Regions from separate parts of the Homo sapiens genome. Here all the other regions are linked to region 2. The links are chromatin loops, found by intact Hi-C in ENCODE. Cell type or tissue: psoas muscle. All regions are shown on one strand. Each heading gives the region's core, and the rest is flanking DNA. Links, peaks and the distances in the headings are about the cores only. Region 1 holds the start of LOC124901375 (a long non-coding RNA gene). Region 2 overlaps SLC16A10 (solute carrier family 16 member 10). Region 3 has its middle 29 kb from the start of SLC16A10.

Region 1 (6,210 bases), core at 721-5,720, 200 kb before region 2:
TTGGCCTTCTTGATCTCCTATTGCCTTCTTTTTTTCCATTAGAAAGGGTTTATTGCCAATATATTATTCACATTTCTATTGTGTATTCTGATATTGCTCTTATTTATCCAGTTTCTACTATTCATTTAAGTGTCAGATCATCAAGTTTCTTTTCCGGGAAGCCCTCAGTGACCTTCCTGGCTCCTTTTTTTTTTTTTTTTTTAAAGATAGAGTCTTGCTCTGTTGCCCAGGCTGGAGCACAATGGTGTGATCTCGGCCCACTGCAACCTCCACCTCCCGGGTTCAAGCGATTCTCCTGCCTAAGCCTCCCGAGTAGCTGGGATTACAGGTGCCCGTCACCATGCTGACTAATTTCTTTTGAGACGGAGTCTCGCTCTGTCGCCCAAGCTAGAGTGCAGTGGCGCGATCTCGGCTCACTGCAAGCTCCACCTCCCGGGTTCACACCGTTCTCCTTCCTCAGCCTCCCGAGTAGCTGGGACTACAGGCACCTGCCACCATGCCCAGCTTATTTTTGTATTTTTAGTAGAGATGGAGTTTCACTGTGTTAGCCAGGATGGTCTCAATCTCCTGACCTCGTGATCCACCCGCCTCGCCCTCCCAAAGTGCTGGGATTGCAGGTGTGAGCCACTGCGCCAGGCCTAATTTTTTTTTTATTTTTAGTAGAGACAGGGTTTTGCTATGTTGGCCAGGCTGGTCTTGAACTCCTGACTTCAGGCGATCCACCCTCCTTGGCCTCCCAAAATGCTGGGATTACAGGCATGAGCCACTGCGACAGGCCCTGGCTCATTTTTACTTTATTACCATCATCATCCTAAGTGCCAGGCATATAGTAGGCACTTCATATACACTGCTTCATTCTAACAAGAACCTTGTGAGGTTGTTCTACAGATAACCCACACCTAGCAAACTATGCTAGTTCTAAATGATTTGTGTAATGAATATAAGGACTACATCCTTTTCTATTTTTTTCTCCTTTATGAGGCAAGTCGTGTTCTGATGCCCAGGCTGGAGTGCAGTAGCTCAATCATGGCTCATTGCAGCCTCAACCTCCCAGGCTCAAGTGATCCTCCCACCTCAGCCTCCTAAGTAGCTGGGACCATAGGCACATGCCACTATGCCTGGCTAATTTTTAAAATTTTTTGTAAGATGGGGTCTCACTGTGTTGCCCAGGCTGGTCTTGAACTTCAGGGCTTAAGCAATCCTCCCACTTCAGCCCTCAGAGTGCTGGGATTACAGGTGTGAGCCCCCACACCCAGCCTCCATGATTTTTAAAAGGTTATTAGTACTTAGCATTCTGCAATTATATTTGCCAGCTCTTTTATAACTCTGGAAAGTAATTTAATTTTCCAAGAGATTGGTACTAATTTAAAGGGTCTTGGGTCTGTCTCTCTGTCCCTCAATTTTTTTTTTTTTCTTTTTTTTTTTTCTTTTTAGACAGCATCTTGCTCTGTCACCCAGGCTGGAGTGTACTGGTGTGATCACGTCTTACTGCAGCCTTGACCTCTTGGGCTCAAGCAGTCCTCTACCTCCTGAGCAGCTGGGACTACAGGTTCACACCACCATGCCCAGCTAATTTTTATTTTAATTTTTTGTAGAGATATGGGTCTCCCTGTATTGCCCAGGCTGGTCTCAAACTCCTGAGCTCAAGCAATCCACCTGCCTCAGCTTTCCAAAGTGGTGAGATTACAGGCATGAGCCACCACACCTAGCTCTCTCCAATTTAAGAAAATCTTCTTACTGAATTTTTTGCTTCTTTTCCCTCATGGGGATTGAGAGATTCAGCTTTTCCTGCACAGTACACTGATACTCTCAAAGCAGCAGTCCTTTATGGTCCTATTTCACCTTAGTGTTGACAGCCGCGAGGCCTCCATCTGATGCTCAGTGGCCTTGTCTACTTTATTCCATTTGAGCTTTTCTTGCACCATGCTTACAAGCTTATGCTACACTTCTTGTTACCCTTGTTTTAAATTTTTATATACTTTGCTGTAGATCACTTTTGAAAAATTGATGGGGTATAAAATTACGTTGTATGCACATGCTTTACAAATCTGAGCCCACCAAAAAAACTGTGACAAATACATTGCTTTCATTTTCCCTTTTTGGGATTATTTATGGTCTTTATTGTCAGGATTATAATTTTTAGGGGAAAAAAAAACACGTCACCCATTCTTGGGATTATAATTTTTAGAATTTATTTCCCGTATTAGTAATAGCTACTTTTTAAAAAAGAAACTAAGAACCACTATTATCTGTTTAATCTTTACAAAAGTTCTTGAGTTTGATGACATTCCCATTTCACAGATGGGAAAACAAACAGGGGCTCTGAGAAGTTAAATGAGAGCTATTAAGTAGGTAAGGCCAAGTTGAAACCCAACGCTTCCAAAGCCTGAGCTTTTCTTCCCCTACTGTCCATCTTGCCTGTGGTAAACATATTCCCATGATCCCTTCTAGAATCTTTATAGGTTCTTATCCATATTTTCCATGAATTAAATTCATACATGAAAGACAATGACTAATATTTCCTTCTCTCAATATTATATATCCCAAATTATCAAGGGTATTTTTCTTTCTTTCTTTCTTTCTTTCTTTCTTTCTTTTTTTTTTTGAGACATAGTCTCACTCTGTTGCCCTGGCATGATCTCAGCTCACTGCAACCTCCACCTCCCAGGGTCAAGCAATTCTCTTCCTTAGCCTCCTTAGTACCTGGGACCACAGGTGCATGCCACCACACCCGGCTAATTTTTTATATTTTTAGTAAAGACTGGGTTTCACCATGTTAGCCAGGCTGGTCTTGAACTCCTGACCTCAAGTGATCTGCCTGCCCTGGCCTCCCAAAAGTGCTGAGATTATAGGTGTGATCCACCGTGCCTGGTCAAGGGTATTTTTCCAGCCAAAATGTCAGCCAGATTTTCAGCTAAGATTTCCATTACTTGTACTCCATTGACCTAGATTTTCTGCCTTTTTCTCTTTCCCCTAGGTCTCCCATATAATTGTTTATTGTCAGTGAGGCAGATACTTACAATTTGTTATAACAGAGAGAGCTTTTGTTTGCATTTGTTTAAATGTTTTTTGTATTTTAATAAGCCCCACCTTCTCATTATTTTGTGCTTCCACTAGATGGCAGGAATGATCACATAATGCAGTGGTGAGGGGAAGGGAGTGAAAACCAAAAAGGAATCTGGACAGAAGCAGAAAGGTAGAAGAGGAACAGATTCAGACTGTAGGGCACCAAGGGAAGTTGAGTTTTCAGTATAAATATGAAGTAAAACAACTGCTCTTTGGTTTATGTTGTGTGTTCAAATGAAATATCAGTAGGGAGCAAGAAATGTATGAAGGGCTTTCATTTAGGAAGTTCCTTTTTTTTTTTTTTCTTAATTGACCAGAAAGAAAAGTTAACTTTTTTTCATGCAAGATACCCATTTTGTTCATTCTTAATTTGTTTACATCATTTTTTTTTTTTTTTCTTTTTTTGAGACAGGGTCTCACTCTGTTGCCCAGGCTGGAGTGCAGTGGCATGATCATGGCTCACTGCTGTAGCCTTAACTTTCTGGTCTCAAGCAATCCTCCTACCTCATTCCCCTCAGTAGCTGGGACCACAGGTACACGTCACCACGCCCAGCTAATTTTTTTTATTTCTTGTAGACATGAGGTCTTGCTGCATTGCTTGGGCTGGTCTCAGAGTCCTAGGCTCAAGCAGCCCTCCAGCCTCAGCCTCCCAAAGTTGGAGGTGTGAGCCAACATGCGTGGCCTATTCTTCCCTTCTTAAATGGTAGCATATTATATATATGGTTGTTTAAAAAAATTTGGAGTAGAGGAATTTTTAATTCTGATTTTCATTATACAATTGAGAAAACTGAGGCCTGGACAGGTGAGTAGCTTTTCTAAGGTCATGCATTTACCAAGTGGCATATTAAAGTTTTGAACTTAGGTCTCTCCAAAGTACATGCTTTTATTTCTTATTTGTTTATTTTTTGAAATGGAGTCTCACTCTGTCACCCAGGCTGGAGTGCAATGGAGCAATCTTGGCTCACTGCAACCTCCGCATCAGCTGTTCAAGCGATTCTTCTGCCCCAGCCTCCTGAGTAGCTGGGATTACAGGCATTCACCACCATGCCTGGATAATTTTTGTATTTTTTGTAGAGACAGAGTTTCGCCATGTTCGCTAAGCTGGTCTCAAGCTCCTGGCCTCAGGTGATCCACTCATCTTGGCCTCCCAAAGTGCTGGGATTACAGGCATGAGCCACCGTGCCCAGCCATGCTTTTATTTATACAGTATTATTATACTTTAGGTTATCAAGTTCATAAAGTTATTTATCATACTTCTTGGTCAAAATCCTAACAGTGTATATACCACTTGCATGACGTCTTTCCCAACTAGAAATGATCTTTCTCTCCTCAGAACTTCCAGAATGGTTTATACTGTTCTCCTTTTAATGTGCTACTTTAAATTGCAGTTGTTTGTATGTATTCATATCTACCTAGAATGCAGGGCCCCTGATAGAAAAATGCTATATGTCATTTATCACTTTGCATAATAGGTGCTCTGGTACAATTTATTAAGTGAATGGATTCTTGCCAATGGTATTCATGTGTAAACAATACTCTGTTGTGTTCTAGCCAGAAAATATCATGCTGTTAGACATATTTGCTTTCCGGTTACTAAGTACTACCATTTATGCCCTCCCGTTTTCATTCATTACTTGTTTGTGTTACCTTGATGATTTGCAAACTTTAGTGAAATTTCAGTTTGGCAGTTAAGAGAAAATGTTGTAATAAAAGGATGGCTGGTTAGAACTATTGGATACAGACTGAAAATCCTTTTATATTCATAGTCTTAGAAATTTTGACTTAATAAAGAGTACTTTTCCATGTGCTTATTGTGTTCCTAAAGTTTTCTCCCAAAGCACAGATGTCCTGAAAATTTTGCATTATGAAAGTTGTTTCAGAGCAGACTGGAATGTACATATTTCGTTTCCCAGAAGTACTCTGACTTCAGTAATGCCACACCAATGAGTGAGCTTTATTAACTTGGCCACTGAAGGAGAGTCAGGCTTTGGCAAAATCATGGGAAAGCTCTTTATTATGATATTTAGATTAAAATATCTTGAAAAGTACAAACTTGTTTTATAAAAATGTCCCAGGCCAGGCGTGGTGGCTCAAACCTGTAATCCCAGCACTTTGAGAGACCAAGGCAGGAGGAGTGCTTGAGTCTAGGAGTTCGAAACCAGCCTGGGCAACATAGTGAGACCCCATCCGTACATAATATATGTATAAATATATGTAGTATATGTACTTTTTTTAAATTAAAAATGTTCATTAGTTTTTTTTTTTTCTTGTTTGGGGGAGTAGAGGAGGGTGGTGTATAAATGTGCCTGCCCACTTGTGTTTGTTTTATACAAGTTAATGCTGTGTTTTTTGTTTTTTGGGTTTTTTTTTTTTTGAGACTGAGTCTCACACTGTCGCCCAGGCTGGAGTACAGTGGCGCAATCTCGGCTCACTGCAATCTCCGCCTCCCAGGTTCAAGTGATTCTCCTGCCTCAGCCTCCCAAGTAGCTAGGGAGGCACTTGCCACCACACCTGGCTAATTTTTTGTGGTTTTAGTAGAGATAGGGTTTCACTGTGTTAGCCCCTATGGTCTTGATCTCCTGACCTCATGATCTGCTCGCCTCGGCCTCCCAAAGTGCTGGGATTACAGGCATGAGCCACTGCACCTGGCCTGTGATTTTCTTTTGGTTAAGCACAAGAAAGGAAAAGCAGACAACAAAAGATGCGTTCATCTGTGCACATGGAGATAATCTGCATCTTATGGGCTAATGGGAAGCAGGAAGGAAAATGCTAGGTGGCTACAGAATGGGACTAGAACAGAATTTCCCACTTACTACATCACCTGCCTTGGGCAGCTCTTCCTAAGCAAACTTGGATAAACTTTTATATAGACCTTTTATCTTAGCCAAATGTTATTCATGAATTTCCATTTAGCCTCCTTGAGGTTCGATTTTCTCAGCTGTAAAATTAAGATATCACACTTGTTTTCCAAACTTCTTTCATAGCCAAGTCTGTGTAGTATCCTTAGCGTGCAGTTCACTGGAGATTTTCTTTTAATTGACTCCTCTTTTTAAGTTATTGTTTGAGACAGGGTTTTGCTCTGTCGTTCTCACTGAGTCCAGTGGTGGGATCAGCAATCCTCCCACCTTAGCCTCTCCAGTAGCT
Region 2 (6,210 bases), core at 866-5,865:
GTGCAGATCCTGTGCCCTTTGCATGTCTTATGAAATTTGGTTGTGTGTGTGACTTTTCAGCTTCTTTACTGCAAATTGCCTCCTCGTGTTTTGGGGTGAGCATAAACAAATGCTAATTCCAAGATCATTGCTGACAATCAACAGAACAGGTATTGAAGTGACTCCTTCATGCCACACACTCTGCTAAATGCTGAAGACTTAAGTGAAACATGGTCTGTGCCCTCACCTAGTAGCTAATGGTCTCATGGGAGAAGATAAAGCAGTGTTGCAGCACAGTGGAATAACGGGTTTGCTAGATGAGTGCCATAGCAACACAGGCACCATGCATCTGAGTCACTAGTGAAGGGCTGAGCAGAGTTAAGAGGTGAGGACCAAGTGTGTAGATAAGGGAGACAGAGAAGCATGCTCCGAGCAGAGACAAACACATGGGAAACACCTCCCACACTGTGGAGGTGTGACATGGGATGTTATATCTGGGAAACAAATGTTTGAATGGAATAAAGGGAGAATAGTGGATGGATTGGTTGGGGGGATGGACAGGAAGCAGCTTGGGAAGGGCGGTTATGTACATGAGCTCTATCCTGCAATCTACTAGGAGCTATTAAAGGATTTTAAGCCAGAGAGTGACATAAATTGGGGTGGCGGGGGTTGGTGTTTTTTGGTTTTTTGAGGCAAGGTGTCACTCCGTTTCCCAGGCTGGAGTACAGTGGTGCCATCACAGCTCACTGCAGCCTCAACATCCCGGGCTCAAGCAATCCTCCCACCTCAAACTCCTGAGTAGATGGGACTACAGGTGCGTGCCACCATGCCTGGCTAATTTTTGTTTTTTTGTTTTTTTTCTGTAGTAACAGGGTTTCGCTGTGTTGCCCAGGCTGGTCTCGAACTCCTGGACTCCAACGATCCACCCATTTCAGCCTCCCAAAGTGCTGGGATTACAGGTGTGAGCCATGCCCAGCCTGAGTTGTGTTTTATAAAGATCAATTTCGGCTGTGCGTGGTGGCTCATGCCTGTAATCCCAGCACTTTGGGAGGCTGAGGCAGGTAGATCACCTGAGGCCAAGAGTTTGAGATTAGACATGGTGAAACCCCGTCTCTACTAAAAATACAAAAATTATCCAGGCATGGTGGCACATTCCTGTAATCCCAGCTACTCAGCAGGCTGAAGCAGGAGAATCACTTGAACCTGAGAGGCAGAGGTTACAGTGAGCTGAGATTGTGCCACTGCACTCCAGCCTGGGTGACAGAGCAAGACTCCATCTCAGAGAAAAAAAAAAAATCAATCTGGTAACTGTGAAGAGTGGAATGGAGTGGAGGAGGGGACAAGAGTTGAGATAGTCACAAAAGGCCACATACTGAATGATTCCATTTATATGAAGTGTCCAGAATAGGAATCTCTGTCTCTTTCCATAGAGAAAGAAGGTAGATTTGTGGTTGTAGGGGCTAGGGAAAGGAGGGAATGGGGAGTAACTGCTACTGTGTTTCTTTGTGGGGTAATGAAAATGTTATAAAATTAGATAGTGATGAAACTCACTGAATTGTGCACTTTAAGTGGGTGAATTTCATAGAATATGAATTATATCTCAATAAAGCTATTTTTAAAAAGGCCAGGCATGGCAGCTCATGCCCATAATATCAACACTTTAGGAGGCTGAAGCAGGAGGATCACTTGAGGCCAGTTCGAGACAATCCTGGAACCATAGTGAGACCTCATCTCTACCAAAAAAAAAAAATTGTTTTAAGTTAGCCAGGCACGGTGGCACATGCCTATAGTCTTAGCTATGCAGGAGGCTGAGGTGGGAGGACTTTGAGCCTAGGACTTTGAGATTACAGGGGAGTATGGTCATGCCACTGTACTCCAGCCTAGGTGACAGAGTGACACCATGTCTCTAAAATTTAGAGAAAAAGAGTAGAGGTCCAGGGACTAGTTGGAAACTATATTAAAGTAGTCTAGGCATCTAGGCAGGAAGAACCAAGGCAGAGATACTGAGATCAAATGGAATAAGCTAGGGACATAGAGAATGAGAATTTGATGAAGCCACTTAGGCTGGATCTGAGATTTGTGGCTCAGGTAATGGAGTAGATGATTTTGCCATCTTATCAAGATCAATATGCAGTAGATCTAAGTATGATGATGAATTGGGGTTTTTTAAATTAAAAAAAAATTTTCACCCAACCTACCTGCCCTTGCCCCAGTGATGAGTTTGTTTTTGCCATGTTGTTTGTGATGCCTGTAGGAAAGCCAAGTAGTGTTTAGAGCTCATGGAAGAGTCTGGATAAGAGGCCTGTGGGTTAAGAGGCCTGTGGGTTAGGAAGCCTGTGGGTTTGGCATTCATGGGCTGCATGAAGTAAGTGGAGGACTAAGGAGATGGAAAGGGAGTGGCCAGATAGGCAGGGGGAAAACAGGGATGAGAGTGTTTCTAGGGGCAGGAGTGGTCAGCAGTGTCAGTAGCTAGTGACAAAGAGGCTGAAAGGTTTTCATTGAATTTAGAATAGGGAGGCTATGAGTGAGCTTACAGAGAATGGTTTCTACAGGTGCAGAAAATTGATCATGATCATTTGAACAAATGGAAATATAGACAACTTTGTCCAAATGCTTGGCTGTGGAAGGAAGGTAAAGGCAAGCCACAAGGGGGGGTCTTAGGTTTTGAGGATTAAGCCTGTCTAATTATATTATACATGAGAGGCAGTATTTGAGCAGGGCCTTGAAAAAGAGGTGAAATTTGGACACAGGAAAATGATTGGAAAAGGCATTACAGATAAAGTTAACTTCCATTAATTGACTTGAAGTAATAACAGTCAACCATTTATTGAGGACTTTCATGTGCCAGACAATGAACTAAGGGCTCTACATGCATTATCTCATTGATCCTTGCCCCAGCCCTTTAAGAGAGGAGGTACCATTGTTATTTCCACTTAGAGATGTGAACACTGAGGAACTGAGAGGCTACCTCACTGTGGGTGTCTGTGTGTATAGAGGTCCAGGCAGTCACAGGACAGTCTGGTCACACAGCTAGAAGGAAGTGAAGAGAGTTGGTAATGTGCTGCTTTTAAAAATGTATTTATTGTATCATGATCACTTTGTCAGTACTTCACTGTGGACATCCTCATCTAACATTTAGTTTTGTTCTCTAGTGTCAAGGGAGCCCTCTAATGGACATTTATTGCACTACAGACTTTCAGCTTTCATACATTCAAAAATTGAGTGCCTCCTGTGCCCCAAGCACCAGCTCAGATGCTGTTAGGGTGATGCAAACAAGACAGACATGGTCCCTGAGTTCCTAAAGCAAGCCTGAGGCAGGAAGAAGCCGAATGTGTGTGGAAACCCAAGAAGATGGGGAAAGTGGCATGGGAAGGGACTGGAAAGTTAGAGTGGGTCAGATTAGACAGAGCCTTGAAAGCCAGGATGAAGAGACTTTGCTTTAAGAGTAGTGGATTTTGGCCGGGCGCAGTGGTTCACGCCTGTAACCCCAGCACTTTGAGAGGCCAAGGCTGGCGGATCACGAGGTCAGGAGATCGAAACACAGTGAAACCCCATCTCTACTATAATTACAAAAAATTAGCCAGGCTTGGTGGCACGCGTCTGTAGTCCCAGCTACTGGGGAGGCTGAGGCAGGAGAGTCGCTTGAATCTGGGAGGCAGAGGTTGCAGTGAGCCGAGATCGCACTACTGCACTCCAGCCTGGGTGACAGAGTGAGACTCCGTCTCAAAAAAAAAAAAAAAAAGTAGTGGACCTTTGTTGGAGGACGTAGGTCTGATTTTGTTTTTAAAGTCACTGTGGTTGTTCTGTGTTTGGAGGATGGATTACAGGGAGGGAAACAAGAGTGCAAGAGGGGAGGAAGACCTGTTAGGAGATCAATTCAGGGTCCAGGTGAGAGATGATGGACTATGGTGCTGTAATAGATAAAGTCATGATATATTTTATATATCAGCATTTTATTCCAAAACAATGTTTGAACGTCCTCCTACCCTAGATAGGGCAGACAGATTATCTGCAACATTTTTGGAGCACATTTTAATACCTGACTGTTTCCAGTAATTTACAAAAGAAAATATAGCCTTTCCTAACTTGTCCCATGTTGGTCTGCAGTTACACAGCAGTAAGTTAAAAGTTAGTATTGGGGGTCAAATATTTCACTTTAGATGAAAGTTTAGCCACAATCTGGCTTCTGTTAGGCCTTATCTAATTTTTGCATCCAAATGTAGAGCATCGTTTGTGGCACCCAGTAGCACATGCTGAGTCACAGGTGTGACAGCTGCATTTCAAACAAGCCTGAGAAGGAGAAAGAAAGCCCTTCAGTGTGTCCTGTGGTTGCGAGGAGCCACTCACGGACTCCACCTTGTGAACACAGCGGCACAGGACGCAACACAGGCCTAACCCATGCAGGATGCTGGACTCGTTCCCTTATTCACTACCTCCTCTCTCTCCTTTTTCATGGCTTCCTTGCCCCAACATCCCAAACACACAGTGTGGTTTTTGATTCTTGGCTCTTCTCTGCTGCAGTTGACTCCAGCTCTGCCTGTTTGTTCCTTCCTTTTTCTCCATCCCTGGCTCTCTGCCTTTTGGCCCATCCTTTAAGGCTTGGAATGCTCCTGGGCTTACCTTCTTTCCATTCATTGGTGGTGTGTTTTCTCAGACATACCTGCTCCCTGCTTTCATCTTTCAACTTCTTGGGGCTGTGACAACTCTTCCCTCTTTGTCCCCTGGAAGCCAGTTCTGAGTAGCAGCCAGGCCTAGAACACTGGTGACACAGACACACTTCATAGCCCTCCCGCATGGTCTAGTTTCAGATCATGGTAATCCCTAGTCTAGGAGGCTGCCGAGCCCAAGAGCACAGGCTCTGGAGTGAGAAGCCAGTTCACCCCAGTTCTACCACCAACTTGAGAATCAGCAGAGGGCTGTGGTGAGGATTCTTGGTGGCAGGTTATGTAAAGTGCCTAGCCCAGACTGGATGATTAATAAATCCTTGCATCTGTTATGTTTTAATATCTTATTAAATACTGAAAGCAGATCCTGATTTGGAATAGGTCTCAAGAAAGGAGACTAGGGTCTAATCCTGAATTAGAGTCTTTGCTTATAGGTAACAAAGAATTTATGAATTTATCTCACATTTTTGCTTAAGAGTTCTGAATTTAAACTTCCATCAAGGTCCTGGGTCCCAGGTGTTTTCAACCTAATAATTCTAAATATTGAGTGGTTGGTTGCAGTAGCTTATGCCTATAATCCCAGCGCTTTGGGAGGCCAAGGCAGAAGGATCCCTTGACCCCAGGAATGCAAGACCAGCCTGGGCAACATAGTGAGACCTCATCTCTACAAAAAATTAAAAAGTTAGCTGGACATGGTGGCCTACACCTGTAGTCCCAGCTACTTGGGAGATTGAGATGGGAAGATTGCTTGAGCTGGGGAGGTTGAGGCTGCAGTGAGCTGTGATCATGCCACTGCATACCAGTCTGGGTGGCAGAGTAAGACTTTGTCTCAAAAAAATAAAAAAATAAAAAAAAATGCTGAGTCAAGTCTACTGCTCCTGCCAGAAGAGATGACTGAAGTGCATTACGTAGAATAATAATGGTTAAAGAAAAGCTTTGCAAAAGTTCCCAGAATATATACTTTATTGGGACAGGAGAAGCTACGTGTGTCGTGGTATCTTTTTACTATTTTCTTAATCTTATAGGCCTGTGTTTCTAGTCACCATTAAATTACTACAGATTTGTGTTTTTAATGTAATATATAAGTGTTTTGGAAGGGTGAGAATATTTCAAAGGTTTGAAAGTTAAAACTGTGTATGAAAGAATTGAAAACTTGGAATTTAGATCACTTTTCCATTGTGTCATATTTCTCTGTGACATGGACATATTGAAGCATGGACATCATGTCCATGCACATAAAGCAGACAACCCAGACAACACACACATGTGCACAGGAACGCTCTGGAAGGATGCAAACCGAACTGTTAAGTGTTGATTCCTGAGGAGGTGAATGGGCATGGGTTGAGAGTGAGAAGAGGTTGTAGGAAGACTTTCATATATTACTGTGTACATTTCTCTAAGGTTTGAATTTTAAAAAATATATTCATGAGTTACTTTTGTAATGTAGAAATATTAATGACTTTCCTATCCATCAGTCTGCCTAAGCTTCCTCTTCCGGTTCAGGTAGAATGAATTGGATCAGTGTTGCTCCATTTTCCATTTTAGCATTTTACATTTGCCTAAAGAT
Region 3 (6,210 bases), core at 377-5,376, 150 kb before region 2:
CTCACCTCCCAGGTTCAAGCGTTTCTCATGCCTCAGCCTCCTGAGTAGCTGGGATTACAGGTGTGCACCACCACGCCCAGCTGATTTCTGTATTTTTAGTAGAGACAGGGTTTCGCTACCTTGGCCAGGCTGATTTCAAACTCCTGACCTCAAGTGATTCGCCTGCCTCAGCCTCCCAAAGTACTGGGATTACAGGTGAGCCACCGTGCCCAGCCTCAATAAACATTTTTGGAGCACCTACTCTGTGCTACATCCTGTGCTTTTGAGGGATTTATTTCCAGGTTTCTAAAATTTACATTGGTGACTCCTTCCTGTGATATCAGTTGTTTTCAAACTTTGTGTCTGTAAACCACAATAAAAAATATATTTCATATCATGACTGGAACATATGTGACTTGACAAAAAACTGAAAACAAAGGTTTTACAAAACAATATCCAAAGTATGTGCTGTATGCCTTAATATTTTCCGTTCTATTCTACTCCATTAAAAAAAACTTCTGGTCATATCCACTGTCCACCAAACTCGCTTTTATTATCTATGAGTCAAGACCCACCGTTTAAAAGTCAATCTCTGTTATTCTTTTGGCAATCTTTCTTTATCACCCAGTGATATCTCTTGTATAGTTGACTTAAAAACATTTTTTGTGGGTACGTAGTAGGTGTATATATTTATGGGGTACATGAGATGTTTTGATACAGGCATGCAATGTGAAATAATCACATCATGGAGAATGGGCTATCCATCCCCTCAAGCAGTTATCTTTGTATCACAAACAATCCAATTACACTCTTAGTTATTTTAAAATGTACAATTGGCTGGGAGCAGTGGCTCACGCCTGTAATCCCAGCACTTTGGGAGGCCAAGGCAGGCAGATCACCTGAGGTCAGGAGTTCGAGACTAGCCTGGCCACCATGGCAAAACCCCATCTCTACTAAAAAATACAAAAATTAGGTAGGTGTGGTGGTGGACGCCCTGTAATCCCAGCTACTCGGGAGGCTGAGGCAGGAGAATCACTTGAACCTGGGAGGCAGAGGTTGCAGTGACCTGGGATTGCACCACTGCACTCCAGCCTGGGTGACAAAGTGAGACTCCATCTCAAAAATACGTAAAAAATAAAATTTACAATTAAGTTATTGTTGACTATAGTCCTCTGTTGTGCTATCAAATAGTAGGTCTTATTCATTCTATTTTTTTTTTGTACTCATTAACCCTCCCCGTCTAGTTGATTTTTCATGCCAACGTCTCATCTTACCTCCTGGTTCATGAGCCCCTGCCTTGCTCCTCTCTGTGTCCATAGTGCCTGGCCCTGTGCCTGGCAAATAGGGGATTATATGTTCCTTGAAACCCAGAGCCATACAATGTGGCTTTTAGGATCTCCTCAACACATTAAACATGATAAATGCACCCTTTCCATTTGTCTGGGGTCAAGGTGGGAGCGGAGATGGTTCTTAGTAGTTTAGGCAAATAGGAAAACTTTGTCCCCAACAAATACTTCAGGCTGCCATCCACATTTCTCTTCAACAATCCACCTCTTTATAGGACTGTTAGTATTATCATTATTATGTCAAATCTTAGATTTTTAGTGCCTTTCTGAGTATTCAAAACATGGGCTAGTTGATCTGATTTAAGGCAACACACACCTTAAAACGCTAGAGGATTGAGCGAGGGCAGGAGACTGTCTCGCTAACTAGGAAATTTCTAGAAGCCCAGGAGGAAAATGCCATGGCAAGGTGATGGTAGGGCGATGGGGGACGGGGATGTTTATTGGCCCTGGTCACAACATCCTTGGATCAGCCCATCTGCATTTGAGGCACTTGAGAGATGGAAGGCTGGGGAATTGGGGGGCAGTTTTCTAGAGCACCTGGATTTGCACAAGCCAGCGGGCAGAAGACAGAAAGCAACCTTATTTCGGGTTCATTCTTCAGTCTTGTTTTCTCTGGACATGCTGCCTCCATTTATTAACGAGATATTCTGCCTCCTGAGCGTCCCCACGCTGTGGGCAAGAGACAGGAATCTCAGAGTTTGTATTTCTGGTTTCCATGGGCAGACGTGGTAGGTGGGCCACTTGCTTCCTGTCATTTTGGCTCAAGGGAGGATCTGGATGCCCCTGGGAGAGCCACCATTTGTTGTGTGCAAAGAAATTGCTATTCTAATAAAAAGCTATTCCAATTGCCTGCTTTAATTAGGCAATCTGGAACAGGCTCCAGGATACACTGCTAGGTGAAAAAACTAAGGTGCAGAGAGTGTGCATAGTCTGCTGCCACTAGGGGGAGAAGAAGGAAGAATATGTAGTTGTAAATTCGTTTTGCGCATACACAAAATATCTCTGGAAGTACACACGGCAGACTAGAACTGTTTGATGAGAGCTGGGTGGTTGGAAGACAGGGATGGGAACGCGAGGAGACATCTTTCTTCTTGGCCCTCCGTATATGCTGAATGTACTACACCATTTTATATAAGGGACTTGAGCATCTACAGGTTTTTGGTATCCTCAGGGGATCCTGGAACCAATCCCCTGTAAATGGGGAGGGACAACTGTACTTTTTTTGCATTTTGAACTTTTTTACCATATATATTATAATCTATTCAAATAAATTATTTCATAACAAATAAAATAATTAGCTCCTAAAAGTAATATTCATGAGACATATATAATAACATAGTTTATAATATCTTTTTTTTTTCTTTTTTGAGACAGAATTTCGCTCTTGTTGCCCAGGTTGGAGTGCAATGGCGCAATCTCGGCTCACCGTAGCCTCTGCCTCCTGGGTTCAAGCAATTCTCCTGCCTCAGCCTCCCTAGTAGCTGGGATTACAGGCATATGCCACCATGCCTGGCTAATTTTGTATTTTTAGTAGAGATGGAGTTTCTCCATGTTGGTCAGGCTGGTCTCGAACTCCCAACCTCAGGTGATCCCCCCGCCTCAGCCTTCCAAAGTGTTGGGATACAGGCATGAGCCACTGCGCCCAGACTTCTGTCAGTCTTAAGATCTCTATTTTAATGTTAATGGTGATCAGCTGTGTGTGAACTTTAAAAGGGAGAGTGTATAATGAGGCATGTCCAGCAACCCCATCCTATCATGGCCTGGACTAGCTATTTGGGTTTCTTTGGAAGGCCCTTGGCTGAGACGGGGTGTCCATTCAGTCTGTTGGGGGACTTGGAATTTTAATTTTGGTTTACAGTATCCTCATTGTTAAGTGACATATGACTATATTTTTTTCTTCCCAGGTTGCAGCAACTGAGCTGCCCAGAGGTGGACTAACCTACTCACATGTTCTTGACTCCCCTTGTGGGGGAGAGGGCTAGATTTGAACTAGAAGCTGGGTATGGTGGAGCAATCCCACCTACAATCCTAGGTATTCAGAAGGCTGAGGCAGGAGGATTGCTTGAGCCTAGGACTTCCAGATCAGCCTAGGCAACATAGCCAGACCCCATCTGTAAAGAAATAAGATAAAACAGATCTGGACTAGAGATGAAGCTGTAAGGCAGTGGGCAGAGTCAAACAAAGGAGGAAGGATTTCAGTTGCTTCCATCTGAGGCACTTTCTCCACCTTCACCACGGCTGTTTGTGTGCTGCAGGAGAGCCAAGTGAGCCTGTCTGCATACACCTCCTCCTTGAAGCTTTCCCATCTACTGTGCTCTCACAGCTTGGATCACCTCCCATTCTAAGTTCTCTCTAGTTGGTAGCTCATAAGTTCACACTTAGCTCCTTGTCCTTTTTTTTTTTTTTTTTTGAGACTGAGTCTCACTCTATTACCCAGGCTATAGTGCAGCAGTGCCATCTTGGCTCACTGCAACCTCCATCTCCTGGGTTCAAGCAATTCTCCTGCCTCAGCCTGCTGAGTAGATGGGATTACAGGTACACACCACCACATCTGGCTAATTTTTGTATTTTTAGTGGAGACAGGGCTTCGCCATGTTGGCCAGGCTGGTCTCGAACTCCTGACCCCAGATGATCCACCTGCCTCAGCCTCCCAAGGTGATGGGATTACAGGCGTGAGCCACCTCACCTGGCCGATAGGGTCCATTTTGATTCTCCATCTATAGGTGTGTCCCCACCTGTGCTAAATGTCCCTAGCCTCTACCTCTTATTTTAAAGTCCCCTACCTCCTGGGTGTCTTCTGGAGAACACCCAGCTACATTAAACAGGTTTGAAGTAAGCATGTGTTTCCCCTGCCAAACCTGCTGCCTACTTTGTATTCCCTGTCTCTGTTAATAGCACTACCACCCACCCAGTCGTCCGGCAGGATCTTAGCGTTCACCTTGACTCTCTCCTCTGCCTCGACCCCTCTCTCCCTCCCACTGTTCTGCCAGTTCTCCCCTTCTCTCCATACCTTCTGCCTATCATCCTTTACCTTTCAGTCTCCCAGCCTTTACTAGAATCTGTCATTTATAAATAAAAGTCTGATCCAGCAGCTCTCCTACTTAAGGACTCTCAGCTCTCCTCCTTAACAATTCCATTCATGTGATAAAATCCAAATTTCTTGTGCGGTAGAAGAGAGTCTTTATAATATATTCCCAACCTGCCTCTCTGGCTGCATTCTCTAACACAGCCTAAATTATACCAGCCTTCAGCTTCTTAATGTCCTCCAAACAAAATCTGTTCTTTACAACTTGGTACTTTGTACAACTCTGTACTTTTGAACACTGCTGTTTTTCATACTTAGTGATCTCCTACTCACCTTTTCAAGGTTGCCTCAATGGCTTGAGGGGCAATCTCTTTCCCCTTGTCTCTCAATCAGCAGACCTGGGCTATGTGGATGATGGAATGCATGATAAAACAGCTAAACCTTTGATTTGATTATGTTCTTAATTTTCATCCCACTCAACTCCACTCTTTGTAAAGGTTTAATAAATAAGCATGAATTCTTTCTTGACATTAGGCTGCAATTGGAGCCAGAGGATTATACTACAGCTAAGAAGTGTCTGAACAAACAAGGGATGGGGGTCAAAATTGTGCCGGAAGGAAAAATGCCTTTCAGGCTCTTGGAGGTTTGTTGCCCCTGATCCTCTGGCTTTGATCTCCAGGACTCCATTACAATAAGATATTAGCGTTAACCAGCTCATTGCTTCTGTGCCAGGAATGTAGGCCAAGGGGTTGTACTTAGAAAAGAAGTGGGACCTTGTCTCTACAAAAAATTAAAAAATTAGCCAAGGATAATGGTGCGTGACTGTAGTCCTAGCTACTCAGGAGGCTGAGGTGGGAGGATCGCTTAAGCCCAGGAGTTGGAGGCTGCAGTGAGCTATGATTGCGCTTCTGCACTCCAGCCTGGGGGAAAGAGGAAGACCCTGTTTCCTAAAAAACAACAAAAACAAAAAACCAGCAACAATGATCTGTGATCGGACTCAGACACAGCACAACACTGGAAGACAGGTCTTCTCCAGTAAGGACAAGAAGTAGAAGCATCAGGGGATGGATATTCGATTTTCCATGTTGTGATTGTTACGCATTGCATGCCTGTACCAAAATATCTCATGTACCCCATAAATATATACACCTACTGTGTACCCACAAACATTAGAAATAAAAAAATTAAGAAAGAAGTAGGAGCAGCCATGGCTGTGATCTAGAAGCAGGAGAGGAGGTACCCCCTGACCCTGACTGTGGTTAACCAACTTCTCTGGAGCCACAGCCCCTGCTGACTAGAGGAGACCCAGGCCCAGGACTTCCTGTGGGCAACTGCTATTGTCACACCTCCATAGGATGATCATCACGTGGGCTGAGTGGGGACAGGTGAAGGATGGGAGCCATCACTTGAGAAATTGACAACACAAGTGTGGCAAAGGGCATTGTTGGGATGAGGTGCACAGTTTCTAAGCACTCCCCGCCCCCTCCCCTCCCCACATGCACATGCACGCACACACATGCACAATCACACACACAAAGACATGGTCACAGACATGCACCCCTTCCTTTTAGCCTTCTTCCAATCCTGTTTCATTGTCTGTTTCAGATTCAGGTAGACGATTATAATATCCAGGATTATGATGCAGAGACGTGGTTCAATTTGCTATAGCAGAGATGGGAGCAGGAAATAAAAAGAGTAGTATTTGCCTTTTTGAGGACAAGATAGCCCTTTGGCAGCCAAAATACAGTGACATTCAAAGAACATGCCTCCTTCTGGCCTAGCAAACATTAACCTCCTCTCTTTCATTCCTAAACTTGCAAAGTCACTGGATTAGTCTGTTTTCGTGCTGCTGACAAAGAC

Evidence for each region. Peaks named below come from ENCODE experiments on the same cell type or tissue, not always from the same donor. Only the 100,000 strongest peaks of a DNase experiment are listed, where the experiment ranks them.
Region 1: a loop joins it to region 2, with 4 times the contacts of the local background. A loop is called at or near these places in 77 of 110 quality-filtered maps.
Region 3: it touches region 2 in a loop (5-fold over the local background); 72 of 110 quality-filtered maps call a loop at or near these places.

The regions. Positions count from the first base shown.
Region 1 is chr6:111,008,715-111,014,924 of GRCh38, forward strand. The region is part of intron 7 of RPF2 (ribosome production factor 2 homolog); the gene reads left to right. LOC124901375 (a long non-coding RNA gene) reads left to right here and starts at 1,507. Exons shown (of 2, transcript XR_007059705.1): 1 at 1,507-1,549; 2 at 3,118-4,874. In psoas muscle, for the core only: a CTCF peak has its summit at 3,116 (motif pointing right); no DNase peak of the experiment used is centred there.
Region 2 is chr6:111,207,319-111,213,528 of GRCh38, forward strand. The region is part of intron 4 of SLC16A10 (solute carrier family 16 member 10); the gene reads left to right. Among named protein-coding and RNA genes, the nearest start is that of SLC60A2-DT, 49 kb to the right of the region's middle. In psoas muscle, for the core only: CTCF peaks have their summits at 3,155 (motif pointing left) and 3,355; no DNase peak of the experiment used is centred there; H3K27ac peaks cover 3,616 bases.
Region 3 is chr6:111,055,216-111,061,425 of GRCh38, forward strand. No RefSeq gene overlaps it. Among named protein-coding and RNA genes, the nearest start is that of SLC16A10, 29 kb to the right of the region's middle. RefSeq lists a silencer at 2,160-2,309. In psoas muscle, for the core only: a CTCF peak has its summit at 2,262 (motif pointing right); no DNase peak of the experiment used is centred there.